3 separate regions of the Homo sapiens genome follow, and regions 1 and 3 are each linked to region 2. A link is a loop called in an ENCODE intact Hi-C map of the cell type or tissue named here. Cell type or tissue: HepG2. All regions are shown on one strand.

Evidence for each region. A loop is a pair of places that touch in the nucleus more often than their neighbours do. Peaks named below come from ENCODE experiments on the same cell type or tissue, not always from the same donor. Only the 100,000 strongest peaks of a DNase experiment are listed, where the experiment ranks them.
Region 1: a loop joins it to region 2, with 8 times the contacts of the local background. A loop is called at or near these places in 2 of 110 quality-filtered maps.
Region 3: it touches region 2 in a loop (5-fold over the local background); 4 of 110 quality-filtered maps call a loop at or near these places.

What each region holds. Positions count from the first base shown.
Region 1 is chr4:123,349,371-123,351,870 of GRCh38, forward strand. It overlaps LOC124900774 (a long non-coding RNA gene), which reads right to left and starts at 1,851. Exons shown (of 2, transcript XR_007058263.1): 1 at 844-1,851; 2 at 1-347. RefSeq lists enhancers at 650-1,180, 2,092-2,500. In HepG2, a CTCF peak has its summit at 1,006; DNase peaks (open chromatin) are centred at 181 and 1,001; H3K4me3 peaks cover 367 bases.
Region 2 is chr4:123,477,648-123,480,147 of GRCh38, forward strand. No RefSeq gene overlaps it. Among named protein-coding and RNA genes, the nearest start is that of TRC-GCA2-1, 30 kb to the right of the region's middle. In HepG2, no CTCF peak of the experiment used is centred here; DNase peaks (open chromatin) are centred at 374, 504, 1,394 and 2,424; H3K4me3 peaks cover 853 bases.
Region 3 is chr4:123,563,952-123,566,451 of GRCh38, forward strand. No RefSeq gene overlaps it. Among named protein-coding and RNA genes, the nearest start is that of LINC02435, 43 kb to the left of the region's middle. RefSeq lists an enhancer at 754-1,255. In HepG2, a CTCF peak has its summit at 1,003; a DNase peak (open chromatin) is centred at 1,020.

The sequences.
Region 1 (2,500 bases), 130 kb before region 2:
CAGCTCACAAAGTAACATTTAACATCAAGAGAAAAGGGAGAGAAAAAAGAGTTAATGAACCATTGCAGGGAGAACAACGAAGACAAAAAGAATCTCCTGGCTTGGCCTGGGCAGTCCCTCAGTCTCGCAAGGAAGAGTCTTTGATGTGGGCAGAGCCTTTGTAGGCAGATGCCAGGTGCTTATCGCAACTGATAGCAGGACTGCGTCAGTTGTGTTGAGCTGCTGAAGCCTTACTCTTTTTATGGCCACAGAGTCCTCTGGTGAGGACTGATAGTGGAAGAATGTGCTTGTTTGTATCCTTATCTGGTTGGATGTAGTCATTATTTGTTAAGCAAAATATCTTGTCCCTGTTGGCAAAAAGTGTCATATGAAGTATAAGATACAGTTTTTTTTTTCTAAGATGGAGTTACTTATGTCAAGGATGCTCTATACCATGCCCATTTACTGAGCTTACCAAATAGTTCTCAAAACATCTCTGAGTGTGCACCAATTTTATTCGCACCATGGAATTGAAACTGCTTCCCCCATCTGCTTCATCCCGTTTCTCTGGTACCTTTACTGTCACAGTCTTATTCTGTTTCTCTCCTAGCACTAGACCTAGCTGCTTCTTCAAACTTGAACTTCTATACCCACCCTATCTAAAGCAGTGACCCATAACTCTTCATCTTATTTTGTTTGTTGAAACATTGGTCCTTATCTGAAATCATTTTGCCATTTTATTGTTTAATCTCTGTCTTCTCCATCTAGAAAATTTCAGCTCCATGCCTTGGTCACGATGGTGCTACTGTGTCCTTAATACCTAGAGCAGACTTAGGACCCAGTGGTAGCTCAAGAAATACTCACTGGGAGTGTAGTGACGGAGCAGGGAGAAGTGAGTGAGTCAATGAGTCTGATCTTGTAAGCACCACACCTGAAAGCTTCTGTCAGAGCCTGATTGCAGAACAGCAGGGCGTGCGTATTTCTTTGTTCTACAAGACGACATTTCTAGTAGGTGGTAGCAGGTGGTGCTATTGCTCTGTCAAAAGAGCCACACTCAAAGTCCACGTTATTTCACAGGCCCTAGGAAGTAACTTACTGGCAGAAACAAACAGGTCTTGGTTGACATAGAACTAAGTGGGAAAACAAGTGAGAACTTACCTTTGCTTTGCTCAAGGGCAGAAAGGTTTTAACAGGAAAGAAAGAAGGGACAATGAGTTAGAAATAGGGAATATGGTAGAAGGGGTAATAACAGTGATAAAATAAAAGATTTATAAGTTATCATGGGATGGCCACTCCAAGGACATCACATTCAAGCCTCTACCTTTGCTGTTTGCTACAATGACCCTGAGAAGTGGCCATCTTTTCTCAGTACAAGTTTCCACCATGATGGGGAGTTTCATACAGTGTCACTGATTGCCGCTAATGTTTATCTAGCATCCACTTTGTGTCATCCTGGGCTGCAAGGTGTCCTGCACAGGGTGCACACTGCATTTGCAGCGATGAGGACGTGAATGGCAGCTCCTAGATCTGTGTGGCTGGGTGTCGCCAATGCCATGTGCTACCTAAGTTCACCCACACAACCCATCATGGTAGGCACATGGCAGCAAGTGGCAGGGCTGGGAGTTACACACAAAAAGTTCCTCCCTCAAGTGAACTGACGCCCTGACTTCATATCACAGCTTTTTTAGCCACAATCCTTAAGTGTTCCTACAGCATTTCCTATCTCTTCCGGCCTTTTCTATCTCATTCTCTTGTTTATTTCCATCCCCAAATTTTTAAGCTCTTGTTTTAAAAGTATATATGCTGGCCGGGCGCGGTGGCTCACGCCTGTAATCCCAGCACTTTGGGAGGTCGAGGTGGGCAGATCACCTGAGGTCAGGAGTTCGAGACCAGCCTGCCCAACATGGCGAAACCCTTCTCTACTAAAAACACAAAAAATAAGCCGGGTGTAGTGGTACTTGCCTGTAATCCCAGGTACTCAGGAGGCTGAGGCAGGAGAATCGCTTGAACCTGGGAGGTGGAGGTTGCAGTGAACTGAGATTGCGCCACTGCACTCCAGCCTGGCGACAAGAGCTAAACTCCATCTCAAAAATAAATAAATAAATAAATAAATAAACAAATAATAAACCAAAAACACAAAAAAGTATATATCTGCTTATTGTTTTAACATTCTCCTCCCCTGAATGTAAACTCAGGTGGTAGACCGTGTGCCACCTTACTCACCATCGAATGCCCACTTTATACACAGAAAGTATTCCATGAATATTTCTGGAAAGCCTGAATGCTCCATAGGCATTTGTGGACGGATGCCTCAATAAAATGAGCCCAGGTCTTCCAAGTATTCTTCCTATGACATGGTACCTATCCTGTCATTTTCCTGTATCATCGTTAAAGTATCATCACAGCAGGCTTGTCTCCTCCCCTTTCTGTCCAGGCTGGCGCCCAAGAATTCGTTAGCTGTGGGGCGAGGAGGCGGCTGAATGAGTTAACAAACTGCCCTTCCAGTCGCTTTGGATTTTGC
Region 2 (2,500 bases):
TAGCAGCTTCTATAGTAGCTTTATTTGGAGAATGCATGCATGCGTGTGTGCACGCACACACACATACACACACTCCCTATTTTTATAAAATGCTGCCCTAGGGCACAATTAGCCACTAGTTGGAAAACTCATTCATCCAGCTGCACTAGATACTAGATGTGGCTGGAAGATGAATGACAACAGTATGTGAGTACAGCCTAGGAAAAAAGAAGGTCCAAATTCCCAGAAAAACAACTCCCAGAAAGGCAGCATCTGTACTGACTTACAAAAATAGAAAAGTGGGGAAACCTTGTGGTTTAGAAGCAGAGACATTACATCCTGTGACGTGAAGAAGTGGTGGCTGACGTCCTTGTGAACAATGGCCACAGATGCCAGGCCACAGAGAGAACACTGCATGAGGGAAAAACCGTGTGTCACCAGCTGTGAGACGTGCACAGGAAGGAAGCATGGGGCCAACAACAGCCCGGCCTCTGAGGCTGCTGTGAGGAGTAAAGGATTTGATCAATGCAGGATGCATAAAGTGGCGTCTGCACATAGGGAGCGCTCGGTACAGGTTGTTATTACTGTTGGTATTCTCTTCATGTGGACCATTCTCTCAGACACACAAGACAGAAACAGTAGCCTTTTTGAAGGAGGAGGTAAGGATTAGATTAACAAGCCCTCCATTTATGGTGGAGGTGCCTGCTCCATTAATCCAATCAACTCAACCTTTAAATAACACTTGTGCAAATATATCCTGGATGACACTTGTGAGGGAAATGTGGTAATCTTTCTGGACTTTTACAACACAAAAAATTGGAATGCGTTTTATCACACCAAAGCAAGCTGGAAAGGGTAATTTGGATTTCACTTGTGGCATGCTCCATAGTCATTTTCTGTAAACGAAGATCCAATTTTTAGGGTGGGGGCAAATATACAAGGTCCAATGATTTGAAAAGATGTTTTATTATTTTTTTCTCCATGCCTTCCATCTTTTCAGCCCAATGGGAATTTCTTCCCTTGAACAGTTCTAAAGAATCACAGCATTAGAGATAGGAATTATTAGGTTATTTAAGCTATCTTTCTGCTGATGAGGAGCTATTCCTGTAGTACAATTTATAATGCTTTTCTGAGTGTGGCTTTGAACAATGTGACTTTTATCAGATGAACCGTGGTGGAGATGGAGCCCTCTGTTTGTGTTTAGAACAGGTCTAGCCTAGGGAGGAACGAGGAAGACCTCTCAAAGGCTCACCTCCGCACAGCAGGCCTGATCGGCTGGCTGGAACTCAGAAGGGCAAAAGGGGAGTGAGGCTCCACTTTGATGTGGTTCGCTTGCAGCCCCGTTGCTGTACTGTGGTGTGCATATGTTGGGGGCAGGGCAAGGGTAATAAATACCAGGGACACTTTTGCAATGCGTGCCTGTCAGCTGAGTGCTGGACAAACATTTTTACCACTGGCTATTTCCCTGAGGCTTCTGACAGTTTGTGCAACTTGTGTAAGACATTCCTGAAAGAGAGGAGCATTTGTTCAACTTATATAACTTCTTTTTACATCATAAGACTAAAGCAGTCCTTCCGGGCTCATGTCCTGTTGAATGTGATCCAACTGAAACTTCTTTCCTCTGCATACTCAGAAACCTGACTACCTGTGTAAATTCCTCCTGATAGCATAGCTTTCTGTTTGCCCTCAGTCCTTCTCTGGCCCTCTCAGACACCCAGGTTCATAATGACATTCCTTCTTCCTCTTGTAATTCTATTGAATTGTTAACAAAAAAAAAAAAAAAAGGAGTAATAGCTGTGATCGATTTCTACAATGTGTTCTTAAATTGTGTGTGTGTGTGTGTAAAATGTGTATATTTTTGCACTTGATCTTAGCCAAAAGGCTGAGAAATGACCAAAGGTCTGTATTTTTGAATTACTATATAGGAGCATAGGAACTGCTGTGTGATTCTGGAATTGTAACAGAGGAGTAGCTAATGGAGTTTTGAGGGATATTATGATGTGCATATAGCTGGGGAAACTGGGTGCTCAGGAGTATGAACCTTCATTCACTCACTTCCTGCTCCCAGTAGGAGATTAAGAAGGCATGTGCAACTTCTTATATTTGGTATAGCTTTTGTTTCCTGCCAATCTTTTTTTTTCTTTTTGACAAAAATGCTGATTGGTTTTGCCTTGATTTATTTGTATTTAGAGGTTTTCAAAATGAGTTGGTTTAAGGCATTACGATTGAATACAAGTTAATCGATAATCACGATTGTACACCAGTTCTTCCTAATACATTTTATCCTGTGGCCCTGTAAAATTTCCAATCGACCAAAGCAAGCTTGGTTGGTAAGGGAATGACTTACACAGGATCTTTTTCATTTAGGGGTTTGCAACTTACAGTGCACCTTCACATAGGTCTTCTCATTTGACTTGCGCAATAGCCCATGAGTAAACAGCACAAGTGTTATTAGATTCAGCTGACAGAAGAGGCCACCACAAGGGCTCAGAGAGGTGAAGGGGTTTGGTCTAAGTCACAG
Region 3 (2,500 bases), 86 kb after region 2:
GTGTGCAGTGGCACAGTCATGACTCACTGCAGCCTTGACCTCCTGGGCCCAACCAATCTTCCTACCTCAGCTTCCCAAGTAGCTGGTACCACAGGTGTATGCCACCATACCTGGCTTATTACATTTTCTTTTTTGTAGAGACTTGGCTTCCCTATGTTGCCAAGGCTGGTCTCCAAATCCTGAGCTCAACTTATCCTCCCACCTCAGCTTCCCAAAGCATAGGGATTACAGGTGTGAGCCACTGTGCCCGGCCGTAGAGACACTATTATTAGTTCCATTTCACACAGGGTGCAACACAACTGCCCTAGCTCCTACTTGTACCTATGAGTTTCTTTAAGCTGTTTAATTGAAATACAAATAATTTGATGATTTTTGATTTGTAATTTAACCTATATAACTACATCTGCACAAAGGACAAAACCCATACATCCAAGTGTTTTGTAAATGAAAGACTATGATTCTGCTTAAGGTGAGATTTAAAACTAATGAACTTGGTTTAAAGAAAAATTAATAAACATCACCCCCCAAAAGTTCTCTGCAGACATCTTCTAAAGAAACTATTTACATTTGATCTGAGAATTCTGTTACTGCCTTTCTTTTAGAATGTTTTAAAAAGTCAATCTATGCTTTTTAAAATAAATTGTCTCCCTTATTAATAGTTACACCTGGTTTTAAACCAGAGACAGCTTTATTGTGCATTTCATTCAAATGATCTTGTCTGTAAGTATGATTTTACCCTCAAAGGCTGAAGACTTAGCCGTTAGCAAAAGGTGCTCCAAATAATTTTCTAATAGTCTCTAAAGAGAATTTTCAGACAAGAGTTCCAAAAATGTTGTCAACATTATGTTATCTAAATTCTGGGAAGAGCAAGCGATTCTTCAAGGTCATACAGCGATTCAGGAACAAAGACAGTATAAGAATCTAGCTAGGGCTTTTGACTCCTGTCCACTGTGTTTTCTGCTAACCAACACAACCACTAGAGGTCTCAGCGAGATACTTATGGGCTGCCCCCTAAAGGTGGTGGTGAGAGAAGAAACCCAGCCGTTTCATGGGGAGTACAGATAAGAATGTGACATTGACCTGAAGCCTCTACTGGGAGCAGCAGAGAGTGTCAAAATGTTGAGCATTGAAAGATTGACCAGTCTTCGTAGTCTTATTTAGCTGTTGTGTGTGAGAGAAGGAAGTTGTTGGATTTATATTGTGCTCCTCATTGAGAAGTAATAATGATTTCTCATGAGCCAGTCTTACGGGTTTGAATGCCCAGAAATTCTAAGTCAGGGTTTCAACCAATTTTGTGGACCCTGAACACTATAATAGCTAGCATTTAAGTGTCTACTATATGTCAGGAATTGTTTTAAGTACCTTACATACATTACTTCACTTAATCTTCATAACAACCCATTGAAGTAATGACTTTGTATCACTCCTATTTTATAGATAGGGAAGCTGAGTTACAGAGAGGTTTCACAACTTGCTTTAATTTGCTCAAGGTTATATGGCTATTAAATAGTTGAATTGGGATTCAAACCCAGGCAATTTGGCTCCAAAGCCTAATCAATTAAAAATTTATTATTAGTAATAAAAATTTCAAACATACATAAAGATAGGAGAATAGTGCAATGGACCTCCCCATTTACCCATCTCCCACACTGACAGCAATCATTAACTCATGGCCAATCTTATTTTATCTATATTTCTACCTACTTCCCTGGTTGCCCAGCCCCTTTCCTGGATTATTACACACACACACACACACACACCCCTTTTTTTGGTCATTATTTCAATAGTTTTTGGGCTACAGGTAGTTTTTGGTTACATGAGTAAGTTCTTTAGTGGCAATTTCTGAGATTTTGGTGCACCCATCACCCGGGCTGTGAACACTGTACCCAATTTGTAGTCTTTTATCACTCACCTCTGCCCCACTCTTGCCCTCAAGTCTCCAGAATCCATTATATCATTCTTATGCCTTTGCATCTTCATAGCTTAGCTCCCATTTATAAGTGAGAACATACGATATTTGGTTTTCCATTCCTGAGTTACTTCACTTAGAATAATAGTCTCCAACTCCATCCAGGTTGCTGTGAATGCCATTATTTCATTCATTTTTTATGGCTGAGTAGTATTCCATTATCTGTCTATCTATCTATCTATCTATCTATCTATCTATCTATCTATCTATCTATCTCACATTCTATTTATCCACTGGGTGGTTGATGGGCATTTAGACTAGTTCCATATTTTTGCATTTGCAAATTGTGCTGCTATAAACATGAGTGTGCGAGTGTCTTTTTCATGTAATGACTTCTTTTCTTCTAGGCAGATACCCAGTAGTGGGATTGAGGGATCAAATGGTAGTTCTACTTTTAGGTCTTTAAGGAATCTCCGTCCTGTTTTCCATAGTGGTTATACTAGTTTACATTCCCACCAGCAGTGTAAAAGTGTTCCTATTTCATCACATTCGCACCAACATCTATTATTTTTTGATTTTTAAATTATGACC